Regions from separate parts of the Homo sapiens genome. Here region 2 is linked to region 1. The links are chromatin loops, found by intact Hi-C in ENCODE. Cell type or tissue: Panc1. All regions are shown on one strand. Each heading gives the region's core, and the rest is flanking DNA. Links, peaks and the distances in the headings are about the cores only. Region 1 overlaps HSPA5-DT (HSPA5 divergent transcript). Region 2 has its middle 110 kb from the start of GAPVD1.

Region 1 (2,906 bases), core at 322-2,821:
TAAGACTTTTTTTTTCCTTTCCTTTTTTTTTTTGAGACAGAGTCTCTCTCTTTCACCCAGGCTGGAGTGCAGTGGCACCATCTCAGCTCACTGAAATCTCCGTCTCCCAGGTTCAAGCGATTCTCCTGCCTCAGCCTCCTGAGTAGCTGGGATTACAGGTGCCCACCACCATGCCCGGCTAATTTTTGTATTTTTAGTAGAGACAGAGTTTCACCATGTTGGCCAGGCTGTTCTTGAACTCCTGACCTCAAGTGATCTGTCTGCCTTGGCCTCCCAAATTGCTGGGATTACAGGCGTGAGCCACTGTACCCGGCCAAGGTAAGATATTTCATATGTTATAATGAACGATGGGTTAAATTCAAATACAAGTAATATACCACTTTTTTTTTTTTTTTTGAGACGGAGTCTTGCTCTATCGACCAGGCTGGAGTTCAGTGGCGCGATCTCGGCTCATTGCAAACTCCGCCTCCCGGGTTCACGCCATTCTCTCGCCTCAGCCTCCCGAGTAGCTGGGACTACAGGCGCCCGCCACCGCGCCCAGCTGATTTTTTGTATTTTTAGTAGAGACGGGGTTTCACCGTGTTAGCCAGGATGGTCTTGATCTCCTGACCTCGTGATCCGCCCGCCTCGGCCTCCCAAAGTGCTGGGATTACAGGTGTGAGCCGCCGCGCCCGGCTGTAATATACCACTTTTATGTTGCATTAACATTACAGCTCCTGGGCCAGACATGGTGGTTCATACCTGTAATCCCAGCAGTGTGGAGTGTGAGCCATCAGTATTGCTGGAGCCCAGGAGTTCAAGACCAGCCTGGGCAACATAGCAACACCCTGTCTCTACAAAAAGTTAAAAAATTAGCCACGTGTATGGAGAGTGCCTCTAGTTCCAGCTACTTGGGAGCATGAGGCAGGAAGATCACTGGAGCCCAGGAGTTTGAGGTTGCAGTTAGCTATGATTGTGCCACTGCACTCCAGCCTGGGTGACACAGTGAGACCCTCTCTCTAAAAAACAACAAAGAATTACAGCTCCTATCAGTTTGGATGTCCCTGGTACTTGTAGAAAAATAAGGATTACAGTAGACTTCATTTGGCTGAAGTCTTTGAGTTGCAGGATTCATAAGCCTGTTCTATAGGAGCCACTTTCCTCATTTTCAGTTTTCTCAGGTTTTTTTTAAAATTTTTTTATTTAGAAATTTTTTTAGAGACTAAGTCTTGCTCTTTTGCCCAGGATGGAGTGCAGTGGTAAAATCATAGCTCACTGTAGCTTCAAGCTCCTGGGCTCAAGCAATTCTCCTGAGTCAGCATCTTGAATAGCTGGGATTACAGGTGAGAACCAGTGCACTCGGCCAGCTGATAATTTTAACTCCTTGCTAAATGTTGCAAAGCCATATGACTGTGAATACATTGCTAGGATCTTTGAAGAGTCTCCAGGCAAGTGAGGGGCCCTAAATCATAAGCTCCATCAGCTTCATGGATCTCAGTATTATTATTTCTGAGCCTGCCAGTGGGGGCCAGTGTAGGACCACCAATGACCCAGAACATGGACTGTGGCTATGACGGGAACAAATTAATTGCTCCAAAGTGAAAAGTATTTTTTTAAGGAATACTTTCTACCACCTGGGTCTTACTGGATTTTTTTGCTTGCAGGATTCCTAGAGCTCTAACCTGGGAAACACAGCAAAACCTCATCTCTACAAAAAATAAAAAAGTTAGCCAGGCATGGTGGTGCGTGCATATGATCCCAGGTACTCAGGAGGCTGAGGCAGGAGGATTGCTTGAGCCCTGCCCAGAAAGTAGAGGTTGCAGTGGGCTGTGATTACATCACTGCACTCTAGCCTGGGTGACAGAGAGAGACCCTGTCTCAGAATTAAAAAAAAAAAAAAAAAGCTGGGTGTGGTGGTTCCTGCCTGTAATCCCAGCACTTTAGGAGGACGAGGCAGGAAGATTACTTGAGTCCAGGAGTTTGAGACCAGCCTGGGCAACACAGTGAGATCTTGTCTGTATAAAAAATAAAAAAATTAGCCAGGCACAGTGAAGGGACTTCGCATGTGTGAAGTTCCAGGTACTCTGGAGGCTGAAGTGGGAGGATGGCTTGAGCCAGGGAGGTTGAGGCTGCAGTAAGCAGTGATGGTGTCACTGAGCTTTAGCCTGGGTGAAAGAGCGAGATCCTGTCTCAAAAAGTAAATAAACGATGAAAACTATTTTAGAGTTTTTTAATGGTAAAATTATGATTTCTATTCATGTTATTGCTGTATTTACTTACTGCCTAGTTTATAATTTGCTTGACTCTTCCAGATGTGGCCCTAATCTTTCCACAGTCAAGCGTGTACTACTATTTCACAGCATTTTCCTTTCCAAACTGTGTGCCAAATAAATCGGGGTCTCCAACCCCAGAGCCGTGAACTGGTACCCGTCTGTGGCTTGTTAGGAATGGAGCAGCACAGGATGAAGTGAGTGGTGGGTAAGTGAGCATTACCACCTGAGCTCTGCCTCCTGTCAGATCAGCAATGGCATTAGATTATCATAGGAGTGCGAACCCTATTGTGAACTGCGTATGCAAGGGGTCTAGGTTGTCCACTCCTTATGGGAATCTAATGCCTAATTATCTGAGGTGTAACAATTTCATCCCGAAACCATCCCCCCGACCTCCTCCACCCCCTACCACCATTTCCTGGAAAAACTGTCTTCCACAAAACCAGTCCCTGGTGCCAAAAAGGTTAGGGACTGCTGAAATAAAATCATGTCATAGGTGAAGTCCTTGTTTCTTCCCTTTTGTCTTCCTCTTTCTCTGTAATCTTTATTTCTTATGGCCTGTTTTTCTTTCTGGTATGGTTTGGTCTCACTTAACTCTCATATTTCTTTCTTAAGTGTAGATGTATTGTAACTTAAACAATGTTACTTTTTGGTCTT
Region 2 (2,906 bases), core at 96-2,595, 120 kb after region 1:
GACTGACTCCTAGTCTCCCTGCCTCCCTCTCACCCCTTCTCCTAGGTGCCCTTAGAATTCATCAAGTCTGGCCAGGCACGGTAGCTCACACCTGTAATCCCAGAAATTTGGGAAGCCGAGGTGGGTGGATCACCTGAGGTCAGGAATTCGAGACCAGCCTGACCAACATGGAGAAACCCCGTATCTACTAAAAATACAAAATTAGCTGGGCGTGTTGGTGAATGCCTATAATCCCAGCTACTCGAGAGGCTGAGGCAGGAGAATCACTTGAACCCGGGAGGCGTAGGTTGCAGTGAGCCAAGATCACGCCATTGCACTCCAGCCCGGGCAACAAGAGCAAAACTCCACCTCAAAAACAAACAAACAAAAAAATTCATCAAGTCTGAGCAGATTCCTCTTCTGCCTAAAATCTTCTCTTTTCTACCTGGGTTCTGTCCTGCCTTTTCAGCCACATGCCTCTGGTCCTTCTCCTTCCCCTCCAGCCAGCCCCACTCCAGCCACTGAGAACTATCACCTTTCCCAAAGTGCTGCCCTTTGCCGGCCTCTAAGCCTTTGCTGATGCCCAGATCTGACTGCCTCCCCCACAGTCCTTCCTCCTGCCTCAGATGGCCCTTCTGGAGGAAAACCCCAGGTGCCCCCTCCTGCCTCCCTCCTCAGTGAGGCCTCACCCCCATCCCTCCCTCTCCAGAGCAGTGTCTCCCTGGAGCCTGTGCTCCTAGGGGAGGGCATGCCTCCAAATGGCAGGTGTCCCTAATGTTTGCAGATGGGGATGGATGAGAGGCAGAAAGTAGCCCTTCAGGGCGGGGATTCCACCATCTTTTCCTTCCAAATTCAGGCCCTGCTGGGACAGGAACTATCCCTGTCGTGGTCCAGGGCCAGGTAGTTCTTCACGTCCTCTGGGAAGACAGAGTGCCCCAAAGCCCTTGATCTCCAGTGGGTAGAATTAGGTGGGGCAGAGGCTGTGCCACACCAGGTCACACCTCTCCTGTGTCTGCTCCCACCCCACCAAGCACAGGGCCGGGATGAGGATGCCTGGAGCCCAGCTCAGTGCCTGCCTGGGTTGCAGCCCTGATCACACCAAAGTGTCTTGTCTGTTTGCAGCCCTTTATCTGGCTAGCAGGGTTTAATTTTACTCTGGGAAGGTGGGATTTTTGTCCCTATTTACTTATTATTTTCGAATTTATTATCTTTAGGTGGCATCTACAAATCGGCGTCCTCTGAGGGCAACAGCGCCCCGTTCTGCTAGAAATCCCGAGATTTGCAGCCACTGCAGCACGCTGCCTCTGCGGCTTCTCCGCACCATCCCCGACCCCTTCCCCCGCGAGTCTGCCGTCGGCCAGTTTCCTCCCAGGCCCCGGCTTTGCTGTTCCTTGGGTGACATCTTGTGGCCAAGGACAGGTACAAACCATTGGCTGAAAAGGAGGAGCAAAGGCAGCCCTCAGCCCTCTCTGGAGGAGCCTTGGGGCGCCTTCGAGGATGCCCAGGAGGGCAGGGGGCTCCTGAACAGGGAATCGGCTCTCAGACCCCGAATGGGCTTGCACCAAGCCCTTCATGAGACAGCTGTGGCTGGAGCCCAGAATTCACCCAGGCCCCCCGAGGCAGACACACCAGGTTCCTCTCTGCCCACCCTGCGTTGTGGCAAATAATCATTATTCCCGATATAAAGCTTTTCTCTAGCAGCCCAACGACAAGGTTATTATTCCAATCTTACAGATGCAGCAACAGCCCTGAGCCACAGCCAGTGACCTGAGCCCAGCCCACAGGTGCCAACACTGTAAGATCTCACTGGACACAGTCCTGAGAACTGTGGGAGCCACCTGTCCCATTCTCTGGGAAGGTGCTCTGGGGAGGCGCCTGTGTTGTTAGTCATGGCCATGCCTCGAGTTCCAAAACCTTCTTCATGGCCTGGCATGGTGGCTCACGCCTGTAATCCCAGCACTTCGGGAGGCCAAGGCGGGCGGATCACTTGAGGTCAGGAGTTGAGATCAGCCTGGCCAACATGGTGAAACCCTGTCTCTACTAGAAACACAGAAGTTAGGCCGGGTGGTGGTTCACACCTGTAATTTCAGCACTTCGGGAGGCTGAGGCGGGCAGATCACCTGAGGTCAGGAGTTCAAGACCAGCCTGGCCAACATGGTGAAACCCCATCTCTACTAAAAATACAAAATTAGCTGGGCATGGTGGCGCGTGCCTGTAAACCCAGCTACTTGGGAGGCTGAGGCAAGAGAATCACTTGAACCCGGGGGGTGAAGGTTGCAGTGAGCCGAGATCTCGCCATTGCACTCCAGCCTCGGCAACAACAGTGAAACTCCATCTCCAGAAAAAAAAAAAAAAAAAAAAAGAAACACAAAAGTTAGCCTTGGTGTGGTGGCGTGCACCTATAATCTCAGCTACCTGGGGGGCTGAGGCAGGAGAATCGCTTGAACCTGGGGGGTGGAGGTTGCAGTGAGCCGAGATTGCACCACCACACTCCAGCCTGGGTGACAGCGAGACTCCGTGTGCAGGCCCGGGGCTGACGCTTCCCACATGACGTCACAGAGCCTTCACCTGGTAGTGGGCATTGTAAGGGCTGCACTTCACAGATGAGGAAGCCGAGGCTCAGACATGCAAAGGGGTTTATTCAAAGCCACATAGAAAATGCATGGCAGAGCCAGGATCCAAATCCAGGTCTAGAGGATGCCCAAATCTGTACTTTTAGCTACTGAGGGATCCTGTCTGCCCTCTGCAAAACCAGCCCCACAGCATTGTGAGGGCTCATGTGAACTGGGGAGCAAACTGTAGAGGATGGTGCCCACAGCAGGTCCTTATTATCCTGATCCTGGTGTTTACTTCCCATGTGCACTCGAGTCCGTCAAGGGCAGGGCCAGACACCCGGGCATCTGTAGTGCCAGCATGAAGCCTGGTGC

Evidence for each region. Hi-C counts contacts between places; a loop is a spot of excess contacts. Peaks named below come from ENCODE experiments on the same cell type or tissue, not always from the same donor. Only the 100,000 strongest peaks of a DNase experiment are listed, where the experiment ranks them.
Region 2: it touches region 1 in a loop (4-fold over the local background); 48 of 110 quality-filtered maps call a loop at or near these places.

The regions. Positions count from the first base shown.
Region 1 is chr9:125,254,673-125,257,578 of GRCh38, forward strand. It overlaps HSPA5-DT (HSPA5 divergent transcript), which reads left to right. Exons shown (of 3, transcript NR_186826.1): 3 at 2,292-2,399. Among named protein-coding and RNA genes, the nearest start is that of GAPVD1, 5.7 kb to the right of the region's middle. In Panc1, for the core only: a CTCF peak has its summit at 1,702; no DNase peak of the experiment used is centred there.
Region 2 is chr9:125,373,521-125,376,426 of GRCh38, forward strand. No RefSeq gene overlaps it. Among named protein-coding and RNA genes, the nearest start is that of GAPVD1, 110 kb to the left of the region's middle. In Panc1, for the core only: a CTCF peak has its summit at 1,381 (motif pointing left); a DNase peak (open chromatin) is centred at 1,401; H3K4me3 peaks cover 474 bases; H3K27ac peaks cover 313 bases.